Linked DNA regions of Homo sapiens: region 1 is linked to region 2. Evidence: chromatin loops called from intact Hi-C (ENCODE). Cell type or tissue: dorsolateral prefrontal cortex. All regions are shown on one strand. Each heading gives the region's core, and the rest is flanking DNA. Links, peaks and the distances in the headings are about the cores only.

The links. A loop is a pair of places that touch in the nucleus more often than their neighbours do. Peaks named below come from ENCODE experiments on the same cell type or tissue, not always from the same donor. Only the 100,000 strongest peaks of a DNase experiment are listed, where the experiment ranks them.
Region 1: a loop joins it to region 2, with 3 times the contacts of the local background. A loop is called at or near these places in 1 of 110 quality-filtered maps.

What each region holds. Positions count from the first base shown.
Region 1 is chr17:79,473,459-79,482,312 of GRCh38, forward strand. The region is part of intron 2 of RBFOX3 (RNA binding fox-1 homolog 3); the gene reads right to left. Among named protein-coding and RNA genes, the nearest start is that of RBFOX3, 130 kb to the right of the region's middle. RefSeq lists an enhancer at 69-363. In dorsolateral prefrontal cortex, for the core only: no CTCF peak of the experiment used is centred there; a DNase peak (open chromatin) is centred at 4,651; H3K27ac peaks cover 2,634 bases.
Region 2 is chr17:79,415,044-79,423,897 of GRCh38, forward strand. All of the region lies in intron 2 of RBFOX3 (RNA binding fox-1 homolog 3), which reads right to left. Among named protein-coding and RNA genes, the nearest start is that of RBFOX3, 190 kb to the right of the region's middle. In dorsolateral prefrontal cortex, for the core only: no CTCF peak of the experiment used is centred there; a DNase peak (open chromatin) is centred at 5,378; H3K27ac peaks cover 2,690 bases.

The DNA.
Region 1 (8,854 bases), core at 3,009-7,008, 58 kb after region 2:
TGTCATTCAGGGACGTCAGCCTGATGGATTTCCAGGCCTTGCATACTGTTCTGGACACTCCAGGCACACAGATGCCTCCCACAAGAAGTTGTGTTACGAGTGTATTATTTGATCTTTGTTGAACTTGGGTTTATCTTTGCTTGCTTTCAGGCCCTCCCATAATGTTGACATCCTGATGAACCCCCGCTGGTGACGGCAGGTGGCCACACCCTGCAAGCTCCCTGTAATTCCAGCCATTACTCAGCAATGCTCAGCAATGCAAGGTCACTCAGAAACACCATCTGTCCAAGCTCCATCTCCCCTCCCACCCCAAAGGAAAAAAGAAAAATTATTCTGTTCCGCCTCCATTTTTCTCCTCCTCCTAAAAGCACACACACACACTCACACACACACACACGCAGAACTAAAGTTAGGCTTGCCTTGACCTCTACTTCTAAATTAATTTTCCTTCCTCAGGCATTTGCTGACGCTCCTTTTCTGTTCTTTCCCCCACAGAACACAGATGTCTTTGAAAGCACCAATCCTGCAAACACTTTGTATATCCTTGCAAATCGGGTAAAAGAATAATTTTCTCCAAATCTATACAAATCCTCACTCGTCCATTCACCTTTGCCATGGAATTCACCGGCAACCCCCTCTGAGGAATGCACGTGTCAATGCAGAAAAAAAAAAAAATGAAGAAATTCCGGAATCACATCGAGGGGCCTCAGCCCCAGGTCCCATCTAAGAATGAGGCCAGCAAGAACCACTTAGGCTCTTGGATGCCGTTGACTCACGTCCCTGGTGGCCCTTGATCATTTTGAATCTAAAACATATGGATTTATACAGATTCATGTGGAACCTTCTCATGTTTCTCCATCCAGAATATCTCTGTGACGATGCAGTCACAAGTTCTGCAGTTACTTCTGTGTGACAGGGTCTGTTTGGATCATGCTTGCACAGGTGTCGATATACCATCCTGGAACACGAGGACTAACCCTCCTTTCCCTCAACGGATGGTGACAATCATTTATTGGCTCTCACTGAAGACACAGCCCTTATCGCTGGGGGACTCAGCATCTCAGAGGAGGATGGGCTGTGCATGCAGAGGGAACACAGGGAGCAAAGTCTGTGCAGAAGGTCACCTCACTCACATTTGACTTTTGTATCCGTGAACTTCAGTGCAGCGTGTACCCAGGATCTATTTTCTGCTTCCATTCCCCCTCATTCCCTGGTGCCATTAGTTCCTTTTCCTAAAGTCCTCATGGGTCTCCCCCAGCCCTGGACTCTTACCTCCACCATCACCACCTGACTCAGTCCCTGCTGCCCGCCCACTGGCCTGCCTCACCACCAGAGCCCCACGCATCACTAACTTCAGCACCCGTGCCCACCCAAAAATGTGTCCACATCCCTCTCTCCCCAGAGGTCTCTTTTTCCCTCTGTTTCTTGGGCCTGACTCCTACCTTTCCTTCCAATTCATTCCTTCCACACCTCAAGAGCCCCCTGGAGAGACCTCACAGGCTCCCCTCTCCTGGCCCAGCTCTACAACGCCTCCCTCTCCCACAGGCAGAGCAAGACTCCAGTTTCTCTCTCCTGTGACAAAAGTGTGCGCCCAAAACTTGCAGCACGAACTGTTTATTTTTAGGTTTAGATTTGGGGTCTGGCTTTTAATTCTTAGTTTGTTCTCAAGTCCGATCTCAGCAGTGGGAGGTGGGAAGTGGGTGGGGGACAGAGAATGATCTCAGCTCATCGTTCCAGGTGCCTCCCTCTCCACTAGGTCTGTGGACGGCCTTCTGACCTGGGGTCCTGGGGTTCTTCCAATGTCCACTCTTACAGCTCCAGTCATTCTGGCCTTGGTTTTACCGCTCAGCCTGCATACCTTCTTATCATTGTCTTAAAATCAGCCAAGGGATGGTTCTTTTCCAGAGCATCTCAGTGTCTGGGTGAGATCAGGGCCGAGGGTCAGGGGACACCTCAGGATGAGTCGTGGGCTGTAGAGTCATAGTGCCTGGGTTCATCTTCCTCCCTGGCAGCCTTGGAGGATACAGTGGGTGGAATCATGTCCCCCCAAAACATGTTCCAGCCCTAACCCCCAGGACCTGGGAATGTGGCCTTAGTTGGAAATAAGGTCTTTGCAGATGTGATGAAGGTAAGAGGTGGGCCCCGATCCAATGACTGGTGTCCTTAGAAGAGGAGGGGAATGAGAACACACAGGTGCACACACATGCATGCGTGCACACATGTACACACACAAATGCACACACACACAGGAAGGTCGTGCGCGACAGGATACACAGGCATGGGGGTGGGGTTGCCTCATGATGATGGAGGCAGAGACTGGACTGACAGTGCATCTATAAGCCAAGGCCCACAGAGGATGGCCAGTGGCCCCCAGAGCCAGGAGAAAGGCCTCCGTGTGTGGGACAGTTTCTCCCTGAGAAGCAACCCCGCTGCCCTCCTGATTTTGGATCCTGGCCTCCAGGAATTGGTGAGAACGAAGAGCTATCGTGAGAAGCCACCCAGTCTGTGGCATTCTGTGATGGCAGTCACGGGACACCGACCCAGATGATCTGAATTTCCAGCCCCACTGGCCAGGCTGACTGTCCTGGGGGCTGCACCTGACACCCTGTGCTCTGGGGGCCACTGACACCCTGAGGACCAGGCCCTGCTGGCTCCTCTCCTTGGATTATTTCCATCTGGGGAGCAGCGGCAGGGCCCTCCCTTCCCGCTCCAGCGCTGGAACTACATCTGGAAGCTCTTCTCACCCTTAATTGTTCTTAATGCTTTAACACACGGAGTGACTAATGGGCTCTAATTGGGAGCGGTGTCCTGGGGAACTCGCCCACAGCGCCCTCTGCGACCCGCCCAGTCTCCTCCGCTGCTCACTCACAGAGCTCTAAAGTCACCAAGGAAAAATATTGGCCCGTTTTTCTATTTTTTTAAAAAATGTCACACCAGTGCCAAAAAGCAGTTTTATCCTTCAGCCAACAAGTATAGGGCAAAGAAAAGGATAGAGGCAAAGCCAAAAGCAGATGGGACAAAATATCACAAATGCCACTGAGGTCTGTGACATCTGTCTAGAGACAAAGAGTTCTTGGAGGCAAACCCCACGCCAGTCAGTTCAGGGCGTGTGAAGGATTCCAGCCACATGTTTCCCCTTGAAGGGGAAAGGAAAGAGGGGATAAGGCATCTCTGATGTCTTCTCATCTCCTCTCCGACCCCTGTGAGGGGTAAGTGGTGACTGCCAAGTCACCAGAACTGCAGAGAAGGAACCAGATGATAGAGAGGATAGGCAGAGGCAGGGTGGCAGAATTAGGGGGTCTGGAAAAGAAAGTGCAGAAAAGCCTGAAGTGCACACAATTCCTCAGTGGGGTGGCGGGGACAGAGAGAGACAGACAGAGACAGAGAAGGAGGAAGAGGAGGGGGAATGAGAAAGGAAAGAAGTAGGGGGAGAGAAAAAAGAAGAAAGAGGAGAAAGAGGAAAAGGAGACGGAAGAGGAAGAAGAAGAAAAGGAGGAGGAGGAAGGTGCTCACCCTGTAACCCCAGCACTTTGGGAGGCCTAGGTGGGTGGATCACTTGAGGTCAGGAGTTCGAGACCAGCCTGGCCAACAGGGTGAAACCCCGTCTCTACTAAAAATACAAAAATTAGCCAGGCGTGGTGGTGGGCGCCTGTAATCCCAGTTACTCGGGAAGCTGAGGCAGGAGAATCTCTTAAACCCAGGAGGTAGAGGTTGCAGTGAGCTGAGATCGCGCCACTGCACTCCAGCCTGGGTGAAAGAGCAAGGCTCCGTTTCAAAAAAAAATAAATAAAGATAAATTAAAAAAAAAAAAAAAAAAAGAGGGCGCGGTGGCTCACACCTGTAATCCCAGCACTTTGGGAGGCCAAGGCAGGTGGATCACGAGGTCAGGAGATCGAGATCATCCTGGCTAACACGGTGAAACCCCGTCTCTACTAAAAATACAAAACATTAGCCAGACGTGGTGGCGGGCGCCTGTAGTCCCAGCTACTTGGGAGGCTGAGGCAGGAGAATGGCGTGAACCCGGGAGGCGGAGTTTGCAGTGAGCTGAGATCGCCCCATCGCACTCCAGCCTGGGCGACAGAGCGAAACTCCGTCACCGGAAAAAAAAAAAGAGGAGGAGGAGTAGGAAAAAAGGGTGAAACAGAAGCAATGGAGTGGGGCCCCAGGTCCTTGTCTCATGTCCTCTTTCTCACAGGGACATCCTCAGAGCTTGCTCTGGTGGTGAACAAGCAAAGGGGCAGGGTGGCAGAATTAGGCAGGATCAGAATGAGGGACTGAAGTGGCTGAGCCTGGCATCCTTCCTAAATATTTTCCAAATACATTTCTTAATAGAAAAGGAATCACAGAAGTTTTTAGGACCCAAGTCTCCAAAGACTGGCTCAAACTAAAGTCTTCTCATTAAAATATTGGATCCAAGAAGGAAATAAGATGCCCCTGTAGGAAGGAGAGACCCCAGCAACGTCCTTCAGCTGGGCACCGCCTGTTCCACCCAGGAGCACCTAGGACGAGCTCCTGCAAAAGGAATGCATTCACTGCAAGCCTGGGAGCAACGTCCCATCCGCTTCTGGTATAACTAAATGAAGCCATGATCCCCCTCTCCCCGCTGCCAAGCAACGCTCATGTGCTCCAGGAAGCCCCACGCACGTTCCCACGGCTCATGCGGGCAGCCTGTGTCTCGGCTCAGCCCTCAAGGGTGCCATGCTCCCCGTGTGATGGATTCCAGTTTAACAGCTTTTAAAAACAAGCAGACAAGAGACGGGCGTGATGGATGAGTGCAGGAAGCACGCTCATTTGGAGATGATTTATGGGAAGTCATGTGTTGCCGCTCATGGGTGCGTCCCTGAGGGTGGGGGCCGGGGTGGATGGATGAGTTTGGATAGTGTAAGCTGCACTACCACGGCAGGCTCACACTCAGCCCCATGGCGTGTGCGGCAGCTCCCGCTCCCATCTCATCACGGCAGGCTCACACTCAGCCCCATGGCATGCGCGGCAGCACCCGCTCCCATCTCATGCTGTCTGCATCAGGGCAGAAGACTTTGTTTATCTCTCAGCTCCAGAACAAAGATGCTCCCCCATCCCCAAAAACATCTAGAGAAGAGACAACCGGCCACATTCCTTGGCTCCTCTGTGTGACCCCAACAACGAACAGCAATGTGGTTTAGGAAAATTCAGGTTATCCCATGAGAGTGGTGAAGGGGAGGGGAAAGGAAGGGAAGGGTCAGGGTTGGAGGAGCAGATGACCCTCCTCTGGAGTTTTTGCTCAGGCCCATCTCTTCCCTGTGGACCTGAAAGACCCATCTGCTCCAGGCCTCAGCCACTGCATGTAACAGACAAATCTCGTTTTGCAGCATCCATGTTTTTAATAAGGACTTAGAATTTACTATACAGTAAAACCCAAATTGAATCCATAGTTAAAGGGATGAGCTTTAAAACGGGATCTAATTGACAGGACCCTTTCCGAGGCAGAGGCAATGAACCAGGGCTGAGGCAATGTCCTAGGAGGAAACTGCTTCCTCCCCACACTCTCCTTTGAAGCAAGGACTCGCCTGCAGTGATGGGGAGTCTCGGTCGAAGGGCTCCTTGCCAAGGCCATTCCTGAATCAGAAAGGCCAGCCCGCCTCACTGGGGCAAAAGCTCCTGCAGGCTTTTCCCTGCCCGGGTTTCTCCATCACTGTTCTCCAAGTCCCTCTTAGGAAGCCCCTTCCTCTAGTCACATTCCTTTGGGCCATGGACGGCATCCACATGCCAGAGCTCTGGTAGCCCAAGGGGTGGTTTTGGCGGCCCCTTCTCTGAAGCCCATGTCCAGGCTGCAGGGAGAACCCAGGAGCTCGCGGGGCAGGAGGGTGTCTACAGGCACACCTGACCTCAGATGTGTGTACATGGCCCTCTTCCTTCAGACACCCGCCATCCACCATCCTGAAGGTGAATAAAAGACAGGCAGAGATTCAAAGCCACACGCAGGCCTCAGACTGCATTGCTCCTTGCTCTGAGGGGCTTCCTCTCAGAGGGGCTTCCTTCTCTCCCCTTGACCTCACCCTTTTAGAAAAGGAAGACTCTGAAAGGCAGATTCCTCACTTCACAATTCAGAGCACACCTTTGGAATCAACAAGGGGCTGGACAGTGAACACACCGAGGGAAGCAGCTCAGGTCCAAAAGAGCTTGTGGGGTGACCCCACCAACCCTGGACTTCCCAGACGCTCCCTCGGGGGTGGGCTGGTCTTGTACTTTCACTGTTGATGACCCCGAGGATTTACCTATTTGGGGGACACAGGTTCTCAGACCCACAGAAAGGTGAGGCTGGGCCCCGCAACCTCCTTCTTGGAGGCAGCAGGAAGTGGCATTTTCAGAGGAGCATGGGAGATGGTGCTACCGTCACGGCCTGCAGGATGTCTGTACGTCAGGGCCCTCCCCTAGGGACAGAGCTGCACGCATCTTCTTGGAACTAGGCGTCTGAGGTTCCAGAGACAGAGCATGATCTCAGGGGGTCTCTCGTCCTGCACTGAGGCCAGCCCCAAACCTCGTGCCCTATACTCATTTTCTCAGACAGCCTGCAAGCACAGTGATCTTGGCACAGAGCGACCTGACCAGGAGCCGTAGTGGATGGCACACCAGTGCTGCCTTCACAGCGACACTGCAGGGAGCCCCAGGACAGAAAGAGCCAGAAAGAGCAGTGGGATTCCTGCCCTCTAAACAGTCACATTGCTGCTTCTCTGTCCCATACAGGCTGGGGTGTGTGGCCTTCCTATCTGGGCTCCCCGAGGGGGCCCCTGATGGTTTACGGAATGGGGTGACAGCCGTTTCAGCAGAGGAGGGGAGTTGTTTAAGGGTTTATCTCAGACATGGGCCCAGATCCACCACTCCTCTCCTCCCGGGTCCATGGCAGAGCCAGTGCTCCCAGGGATAGAGTGCGACAGTGGGCTCGCTCGTCAGCTGTCCCTTGCTTCCACTCTGTCCCCCTCACAGAAGGCAGAGACACCTTTGTATGTCTCAGGCCATTCAATCCCTCACTCAGAGCCCTGCAGTGGCTCCCACCACCCTTAAGACAAAATCCAAAGTCCTCAGTCCCAACCTAAAGGCCTCTGCATCCAGCCCTGGACCCTCTTCGTCATCTCCTTCCTCCACCTGCACAGCCCCCGGACCCCGTGATGCCAGCCCCTCCTGCTACTTCTCCAGCATGCCCACACGTTGCTGCCTCGGCGCCTTGGCACTGGCCATTCCCTCTGTCTGGAACACTCTCCCCTCAGACATCCTGGGGTCCTCCCTCCCTTCCTTCTGTCTTGGCTCACAACATCAGCACCGGGGCCTGCCCTTCTGTCCTGGGCAACTGCAGCCCCCACCATTCCCCGTGGTCTTAATGCACTGCATTTATCTTCACAGCGTTATGGCGCCTGACATACATTTATTCGCCATGTCCCTGCTAAAATATAAACACCATGAGGGCCAGAACTTGACCTTGTCTCCACTGCGTCTCCAGCACCCCAAACAGGGCTCAGCACATCGGGGGCTCAAGGTTGTGGAATGAACAATGTAGGGCAGTCTGGATGGATGAGCTACGGCAAGAAGACCCCAAGGAGCCCTGGAGCAGAGAAGAGCACCCATGGCCTTCACCAGAGAGAAGCAAGCAGTGCACGCCTGGAGAAGCACCCAGACTGTGCATAGAGACTTCCAATTCTGCAAACTCTGGAAAGAGCATCTTTTGATGGGTATTGGAGAGACCAGCCTGTGTCCGGGCCTCTGGTCTCTTTGTCCAGGGTTCTCGTCGGCATCATCTGCTCAGCCTACAGTGGGTCATCATGCAAAGCCTGCCTGCAGGCTTCAGGGCTCCAGTCCTCCCTGCCTGGGGGTCGCTGACCCACAGCTTTGCATTGTCTATCAGCAGGGAATGGGGCTGCACTGAACCTCATGGGGGTTTAAGAAAGAATTCACCTGGTGTCTGTCCCTGGTTCCTGGGAGGTGATCTCTAAAACTGCTGGGGTTTCCAAGGGATAGGAGTGTCTTCTGTTATTCATAAAAAGCCACTCCTGACCACACCTGACCGTGTGCTGACCTGGCAACTCACAGGGACCCGTAGGAAGCTTCAAGTGTGAGGCTGGCCGTGCACGTGATTAGAGGGTTGGAAATTTCACTCCCCACCTCAGGGGAGCAGAGAGGGCTAGAGACAGCTCAGTCACGTGGCTCGGGGAGCTTGCGGTTGGTGAACTTGTGGGTGAACCAGCAGGGTGGTGCATCCTAACACCATGGGGAATGGGTGTGGATGCTCCGAACTCAACCTGTGTGTATCATACGACTGTCATACAACTGTCATTTTTAGTGTAGTGCTTTTTTGTTGCTGTCGTTCTGTGAACTGTAGCAAATTATCAAAACTGAGGGGTCCTGGGAACCTCTGAATTTGCCACTGGTCACAAGTGCAGGTGACCCTGGCAGCTTGCATTCGAAGTGAGAGCCATCTTACAGAGCACTTGGCCCAAACCCTGTGGAGTCTGACGCTGACTCCGGCGGTTAGTGTCAGAGCTGAACGGCAGTCACCCTCTCGGGGTGGGAACAGAGGCATCATGCCGTCCCCTCTAGAGCCACAGGAAGGCTTCAGGGCCCTCCCTGAGCCGCGGAGCAATCTGGGCAGCAGAACACGAACCGTGCAGGGGAGGGTCAGGCCCTGACTTTGGACTCTATGGCATCTTTGTTGACACCAGACAGTGGACCCCACACCCCGCCCACCCTCCTTCCAGGACTAACTGCCCCGCAGCCAGGCTGATGGGCTTCGAGGTACAAAGAGCGGTCACTCCTTAAAAATTCTACCCCATACCTTCTTGGGCGTCCGTCGATGTTCCCCCTCCTACTCCACAAAGACACCATG
Region 2 (8,854 bases), core at 3,283-7,282:
ACAAAGACTCACACCAATCCCAGGGCCACCAGGCTGCAATTTCATCACGGGGTTCTGAGTCTGGGGAGTTCAAGTGACTTCTGAGACCACTTGGGGGTGCAATCTGCCCGGTGCCACCTACGAGGACCGCCTTTGCCGAGGTACCTGGGCCGAGGCCCAGCAATACCTGGTAGAATCTTTGTATTCGTTTAAGCCCAGATGAGTTCCAAAGAGCCAGTCCCTGGCACACAGACTCTCACCTTTAGGAGGCTGCCCATGGCTGGACCCTGAGTGATCCCCACATGAAGTGTGGGGCTAAATACTCCAAGGTCCATTTTTTGATCCTGGGGGTCAGAGTACCTCCCCTCCCCCACCCAGGGAGAAGGGGGCACTGTGCACCCCTGAGGCCGACCCTAGCGGCTGTGGAAGAGCTAAGGAAACTTGGAAGCCCTGGACATCTCGGCTCTTGTATTTCAGCACGGCAGACGCAGATGGAGGAGAGAGAAACTCCCTCCTCTGGTGGTGTGTGCATGCAGGCAGCCCCAAGCTTTCCAAAGCCACTCTGCCGGCTCCTGGGGCCACCAGGGCGGGCAGCTAGATGGCCAAGTGGCAGGACAGTCACACAATTGCATGCGGCTCAGTTACGATGGGCACACAGGGAGCAGGTCCTCGGAGGGAGGGGCTGGGGCGGAGTCGGCTCCCTGCCTGACGTTTAGGTGAAACTCTTCTTTCATCTGGGCCCTGGGGGAGGCAGAGTCTGTGTGGGTCATAAGGAGGGGTCTCTGCAAATGGCAGCCTGCATGTGCTGGGGCTGTGGAGGAAGGGAGAGGGACTGCAGGGGTCTCTGAGCATGCCGCAGACCCCAGGGGAGCCCACACACTGGAGCAGGCCCCTCCCACCTCCTCACCTGCAGACGCCCCCAGACTCTGAGAGTCTCTGCTCCCCTCTCCACTGACATGGGCCCCAGAATTCCAGGAGGAGGCTGGAAAAGGCCATGCCTGCGCTGCCTCCTTCTGCCGCCGCCTCTTCCTCTCGCCTGCACTCCAGGGTCCATGTGGTGCAACGGAGTCCTTCCAGCACCCCCAGGCAGGGCAGGGCTGCCCACAGGTGCCCCCACAAGGCCAAGGGCTGCCACCTGCACGGACAGGTCTCAGCTCACCTGGGAGGGCCAAAGGACAGCTGGAATCCTCCCCGGGAGCAGCTGGAATCACCTGCAACCCTCGGTCAAGGAGTGGACCTGGGAGCAGTTACTGCACCCAGAGCTCCCTCCCTCTTCTGGTCTGAGGTGCTTTGGCCATGGCCCCTGCCAAACCAGCCCTTCCTGCTCTGCCCACCGCCAAGCCCAAAGCCTCCTCCCTAGCAGACCCGCCAGCTCTCCTGCTAGGCATAGTATAGGGCAAGGATAGCACCACAGTCCCCATTCTCACTGTCAGCCCCCACTATCCATCAAGGACGCCCAATGGTTCCAGGATCCAAGACAGCGACGTGGCCCAGCACTTCTGGTGTGGCCCCTGCGATGGCGTGACCAGAGAGAGCGAAGACACTTGCTCTCCCACGGGGGCCAGCAGGTGAACCCTGGGGCCAATCCCAGTAGCCTCCTGTGGGGAGAGAAGCTGCAGGAGAAGTGGAGGCCGGCCCTCCCCCGCACCCACCCCTCCAGGTTGGGATGGGGCTGCCACTCAGGCTTCAGCAGCCCCTTGGATCTATCTGCCTCGATTGCTGACCCCTTGGTACTGACAAGCGCAGCTGGCTGTTTTGTGACCTTTAGAATCTAAAGCAACACAAATAGAGCAGCCCCCTTGCCATGAAAGTCTGCAGGGCAAACTGTGGGCCCAGGGGATGTGCTGTTTTGGGGATGCGGCTCTCCCTCCTGCTGGCTGCACCTGGCTGGCAGGTTGGGCAGGACCCATGTTCCTTACCCGCATCCGAGGAATACCACAGTTGCCTGGTAAGCCCCAGGCCCCTTGGCATGGTTTGCAGCAGGGTTCGCATGGCAGGGAGTGGAAAGGCGGCCCCACCCTGTCCCTGCCGCTCTCCCCAGCTCTGCATAAGGGGCACATCTCTCCTGGCAGGGTGGAAGGGGCAGCCAGGTGTTCTGCCAGGATGGCAGGAAAGGGGAGAAGTGGCTGTGACTGTGCCTATGTCATCTGCACAGCCTGGGGGAGAGGAGAGAAGATAACAGAGGCAGAGAAGCTTCTCCTTGCTCCCCGTAAGAGTCTCTCAGCCCCTCAGCCTCTCCCAAAACCCCTGGTCAGAGGCAGAATACTCACTCCTGCTCAGGGGTGCCTCAGCTGAAGCTCTCAGGAAAGAAGGGGCCTGGCTCTGCAGTTCTTGAGGACATCAGAGAGGACACCCCTGGCCCTGTCACAATCCCTTCCAGAGAGCACCAGCGGCCTGGCTTGTCCCTGGATGTTGAAAAGTAGCTGTTCCCCACGGCCTTTCTTTCTCAGAGGAACATGCCCAACCAGGCAGGGAAGAGTCCTGACTACAAGCCAATGGGCTGCCCGACACCCATAAGGATGGCTGCTATCAAAAGCACAGAAAATAACAAGGCATTGGCGAGGGTGTGGGGAAGTTGCAACCCTCATGCATTGCTGGTGGGAATGGAAGATGGCGCCGCTGCTGCGGAAAAGGAAGGTTTGGCGGTTCCTTAAACAATCAGATGGAATTGCCATATGGTCAGCAACCCTGCTCCTGGGTACAGCCCCAAGAGAACTGAGAGCCGCAACTCCAACTGAGAAGTGCACTTCGTGTTCACGGCAGCATCACTCTCAATAGCCACACGGGGCGGCAGCCCAGTGTCCACGGATGGACGAATGGAGAAACAGAACATGCTCCATGCATAGAGGGAATATGACCAGCCTTACAATGGGAGGAAATTCTGACACACACAACATGGGAGAACCCTGGGGACATGACGCTGAGTGAAGTAAGCTGGTCACAACAGGACAAATCCTGTGTGAGTCCACTCATGTGAGGTCCTTAGAGTCATCAGATTCAGAGACAGAAAGGAGAATGGAGATGCCAGGGGCTGGGGAGATAGGAAGGGGGCTTCGTGTTTCCTGGGGACAGAGCTTCAGGTTAGAAAGATGAGAACATTCTGGAGATGGATGGTGATGGCCGCACAACAAGATGAATGTACTTAATGCCACTGAACAGTGCACTTAAAAATGGTTAAGATGGTACATTTTATGTTATGCATATTTTACCACAACGACAAAAAGTTTTTTCCAATCGCAGGGATGTATGTGTTCCATCCAGCTGCCTAGTCCTCCCTCCTTGCACACCCACCCATGCACACGCGTGCACACACGTTTCCCACACTAAAAGTTGGCCACGTTCTTCCTACAGCAAAAGAAAGGTACCTGCCCCCAATTTTCCCTCCACTAGATAATCTCCTTGAACAATTTCATAAAGAAGGATTCACACCGTGCCACGCGAGAAAGCCGTGTGTGTCAGCCAAGAGCCTGCGGCCTCTGGCCAAGAGCAAGAAGAAAGGCACAGACATAGATGCCCAGACATGTGAAGGTGGTCAGTCGTGGGGCCAAGTCTCAGGGCAGCATCCCAGCTCAGGGATGCTTCTTGGCAAGGAGGTCTGGGAGAAAATCAGGAAGTGGCAGACTAAGACCAAGACAGAGAGGGATGGATGTGGCTGTGCCAAGTGCCCTGGCATCCCCCAAGTCTGGGTGGCAAATCCACTCTCCTTAGACTTGCTGCTTGAGAAGGAGGTTTGGGAGAGGAATTCCTTCCCAAAAAGTGAGGGAGGACATGGCACGGAAGACCCAGCCCCTTCCCATGCAGCCTGGTACCAGGCAGTAGGTTTGAGGAGATGGCACCCTTGTCTGTGCTAGCTCAGACTGGGTCACCACCCAGCTACAAATGTATCCTTATTTAATCTATAGCAATTATATTCACATTCTGCTAGACAAATAGATTTTACAAGCCCTCAGTTAAATGTGGATAATTACGTCTGCTGGTGTCAAGGGACCGTATCGTCCAAGCTCAGGAGGAAGCGTGGCATCCTGAGTCCTCCTAATGCTGTAAATTAGCAGGCAACATTCCCATGGCAGCTAAGCAATTATCCATGATTTCATTTTTCCCCACGCCCCCTCCTCACCTCTGTGGGCTGCCCGGCCATGCCTGTGCACACATGTGTGTATGGATGTTTCAGGCATACGTGGCTGGGAATGGCTCATCTGTCTCTCGAGTTGCTAAGATGCCTTTTCCCCGTGAGAGGCCTCTCCCCATGTTGGGGTGCCACCCACTGCTCTGTGCTCTCCTGTGCCAACCTTTCTCCTGAAAATGTCCATCATCAGAGGTGTTTCCAGAAAACCAAAGATGAGCCAACGCCTCACCACTGCCAAGACCTACGTCTTGGCAGGGTTCTTGCAGATGCAGGAGGTCAAACAGGAGCTTCGGAAGTGCATAGCAGGCAACGAGGACCACCCAGTGCTCACAATGGTTGCCTGTGTGCATGTACACACACGTGTGCACAAAATTCAGAGGCGCTCAGGCGCTCCGAGGTTCACAAACGCCTGCAGCTCTGCCACTTTTACACAGGGCAATCTTGGAGAAGCCCCTTCATCTCCAGACCTCAGCACGTTCACCTCTAAACGGGAGAAGTGATACCCACCTCCCACCTGCAGTCCCCCTCACAATGTGGTTGTGAGATCATACGCAATGAAAAATAGGAAAGCATTTTGAAACACACAAAGCACCAATGAAATCAAAGGCAGGGCTGCTTGTGTGAGTTCTGGGCGCCCTGGTGTCTTGGCATCCTCTCCAAGAGCAGACTTATGAATGCTGTAAGATGGTTAACAGGGGCCGGGCGCGGTGGCTCATGCCTGTAATCCCAGCACTTTGGGAGGCCGAGGCAGGCAGACTGCCTCAGCTCAGAAGTTTGAGACCAGCTTGGGCAACACGGTGAAACCTCGTCTCTACTAAAATACAAAAAATTAGCCAGGCATGGCGGCGTGTTCCTGTAATCCCAGCTACTCAGGAGGCTGAGGCAGGAGAATCGCTTGAACCTGGGAGGCGGATGTTGCAGTGAGCTGAGATCATGCCACTGCACTCTAGCCTGGGCAACAGAGCAAGACTCCGTCTCATACACACACACACACACACACACACACACACACACACACACACACACAAAAGATGGTTAACAGGTGTGCCTCCTTTTAGGCAAATCTGATGTTTAAAAAACACAAATTGGCTGGTGAGTCACTTTACAAAAGGTCCCTTTAACGTGGAAATGGAAAGTTTCTGAGTGCATTTCAAATCTACTGCCATTTTTAAAAATACTTGTTTATCTACAAGTTTCTCAGAACATATGTGCAGCACCAAGTCAGGGACTCCCAATTAGAACGCCCCCACCCACGAAGGGAGCATGGGAGGAAAGTGTGAGTCAGCGGCCCCAGGGCTGCTGGGCGGAGTCCTCTGCCAGCCAGCCTGCTAGAGTCCCCTGGGACCTTCTCCCTCCACAGCCATGTCCAGGCTCTGTCCAGCACCTAGGTCTGCCCCCATCCCAACCCAGGAGAAGGGGTCCACATTCTCACAGGGGTCTCCATGGCACCACTGTTAGCAGGCAGGGCAGGCCTAGGGGAGGGAAGTGCACGGGAACCGCTTGCCTCCCAGCCACTGCTCTGCAGCTGAAGAGCTCGGCCACCCGAGGGGAGGGTGGAGGAAAGAGGCCTTGCTGTGAGGAATCTCACCCCTGCCACAGGAGGGTCAGGCCTCTGCCCTCAGCTTCTAGGACAGGATGTCTAAGCCCCTGGAACGGCTTACTGATGAGTGTCTTTATTTACTCAGGGTCTTCGTCTAGCCAGGAAGTAACAATGTGATGTGGGGGCTGGTCTGGGGTCTCACGGGATCAGCTGACCTCTAGAAAGCCTGGAGACTCAGGTCAGCCATGTACACCTCCCAAGCCGCCATGATGAAGCTGGTGAAGACTCGGGCATGGAGGCCCAGGGGCTTCCCTGCTGAGTGAGCCTCCCCTGGTGGGTTGAGGGGCTTCCCTACTGGGTGAGCCTCCCCAGGTGGGTCGAGGGCCTTCCCTGCTGGGTGAGCCTCCCCAGGTGCTGTCAAACATCAGTGCCAGGAAGATGACACCGTCCTGGCTTCACAGCAGAGGGCAGGATGCTCCGTGCCCTAACCTACAGGCCTCCATGCCCTAACCTCCGCGGCCGCTTCTCTCAGCTGGTTCCACCCTGTGTCTTTTAGCTGTAATGAACCCTGAGCGTGAGAACCATGACTGCTGGGCTCCGAGGTCCTCTAGCAAACAACCGGGCCTGAGAGTGGTTCTGGAAGCCTCTACGCTTGAGGCTGGTGTCAGAAGTGGGGCTGCTTGAAGTGGATGGCCCCCTCAATGTGGAAGGAGGCTGGGCCTGGCTGCCTGCCAAGCCTAGGGGCCTCTCCAGAGCCCACGGACCACAGCCACTGGCAGGACAGCAGCTCTCAGCCCCTCCCCCTGAAGAAAGCATGTGGGGAGGGACAGGGCCCAGGGCCTCACCTGGACAGGAGGCGAGGCTCAAATGACCCATGCTGGCATTGGGTGACAGGAGGGGGCCCCAGAAGTTGAGGACACAAGGAACATGGACCCCTGACCAGGGCATGCGGGACCCCAGGGGCACACCGAACGCGGTCACCATAGGACCAAACAAGATGACCATAGGACCAAGCAAGATGACGCAGGCCCCTGGCAAGCCTGAGGCCGGGGCAGCAGCCATGCTCTCTCCTCCTGTGGTGGGGAGGTCTCCTTGAGGCCTTGGGACAAGGGCAGAGAGAGAGAAGGGGAAGGAAGTGATCAGGTGCCGGAAGGCCCCGTGAGGGTGGCCCACGAGGCTCATGGGTTCCAGGAACCCACGCCCCACCCCAAGCTGCCCGGTCCTCAGCAACTGGCCCCATGTTCCACAGGCTCAGCAGCTCCCAACAGAATTCTAGGTGCTGCCCGGACGAGATGAGGAGGGGGACTTGCCGGCTGCTGGCTTCCAGCCTCATGGGGTACAGAGGCACCCAGGGAGGGGCAGAGAGGGGAGAAGAGCATTGAAGGGGCTGAGAGAGGCGGGACTTGGAGCCTGGGGAGAAGGGTGTGGGCCGGGGAGGAGAGGAGAGGTCCTGAGAAGGCCCTCTGATGATAGCTGCTCTGGAGAGGCAGAAGGGAGACAGGGAAACAGGGGGAGCCATGTGCAGACAGCAGTTGGGACGGGCACGCGGGGAGGGCTGGCCCCCGACAGCGGCAGCACAGCCTCGTCTTCCTGGTAAATCATCCTATGGCCTCGCTGGCAACTGTGACCAAGATGCCCAACCCCCCTCCCCACACATTCAACCCCTCCCTCCGTCCTGTGCTGCCACAGCACCCCCACTGCCTCCCTGTGCCCGGCCCTCCACTCCCAGGCCGGTGCCTCCAGGAAGCCCAGGGGGTCACCTGCCCGAGCCGGCTGCTGCCCTCTGTGTTTCACCCAGGGCTTCCCGGCCCAGGCTGCCTCCTCTGTCCTCCCGCTCCCTACACACCCCTTCATTTGCGGAAGCCGCCAGGCAGACACTCGGTCTGGGCAAGGCCCAGGGTCCAGCAGCCTCAGGCTGGGCGGGGCCAGGCTGGGCAGATGCTGGGTCGTCACCCCGGCAGTGCTCCTCTCTGCCTGGGCGCAGTGGCGGGAACCCGGGGTGCACCCTGGCTCTTCTCCATCACCACCTGTTAGGGTCTAAATTGTGCCCCCTCCCCAACTTCATATGTTGCAGCCCTGACCCCCCTGTGTAGCTGCATTTGGAGGTGGAGCCTATAAGTAGGTTATTAAGGTTCAGTGAAGTCACAGGGACCCTCATCGGATGGGATTGATGCCCTTACAGGAAGAGACAGCAGGGCGATATGCACTCTCTCTTCCTCTCCCTGTCTCCCTCTCTGTGTTTCTGTCTGTCTCTCTCCAGGGGTGCACAGAAAAGGCCACGTGAGGTCGCAGGGAGAAGGCGGCATCTACACCAGAAAGAGTCCTCACAGGCACGGGACAGGCCGGCCCCTGCGACGGGACTTCGGGTGCCCCGTGTGCCACGAACTCCCCTCTTTCTGCCTCCAGCCCCAGTCTCCTTCCAGACTCCAGACTCTTGGGTCCAGTGGCCAACTAGTCACCCCCACCAGAGTTTTCAAACGTGTCTTGGCGTCACATGTCCAAAACCAAACTCCTCACGTCCTGCGGTCTCCCCGTGGAAGCCCCATCTTTCCAGGTTCCCAGGTACAAGTTCGTGGCATTGTCCTGGATTCCTTGACCGTCCTCGCCACGCCCCCATCGACCAGGATGCCAGGAGCCAGGATGATTCTGCTTTCAATGCTTGTGCAGATCCTGCCGCACAGACCCCAACCCTACCTCCAGTGTGGTCCGGCGCCACCACCTCTGCCGGACGTTTGCTATCTCTCTACCTCCGTGCCCAGCCCCCGGCTATTCTCAGCACAGCAGCCAAAGAGATTCCTTTAAAATAGAAGTCACATCCTGCCAGCGCTGCCGGTACCCAGCACCTGGGGTTCTCCGCTATCTCCCACACATCGTTCTCAAACGCCGCCACCTCTCCACGCTGGACACTGCCCCCTGTGCAAACGCAGCCCCCACCCCTTCGTCCCATTTGCTTTTTCCCAGGAATGCCTGCCCCCCCGACCACCCCGTGCCCACAGACAAGGTCAGCTCAATACATACTTGTTCAAGGAACGGACAAGGAACAAGCCCAGTGGAGTCGCTGCTGGGCAGGGCTGCCCATCAGCAAATCCCCTTGCAACTTCTCCATCGTCCACGAGGCTCTTGGTGACCCCATCCCGGATGCCCAGTCCAGGCGCACACTCAGTCATGTGCTACCCAGAGCACGCCACATGCCCTCAGCTCCCTGAGGC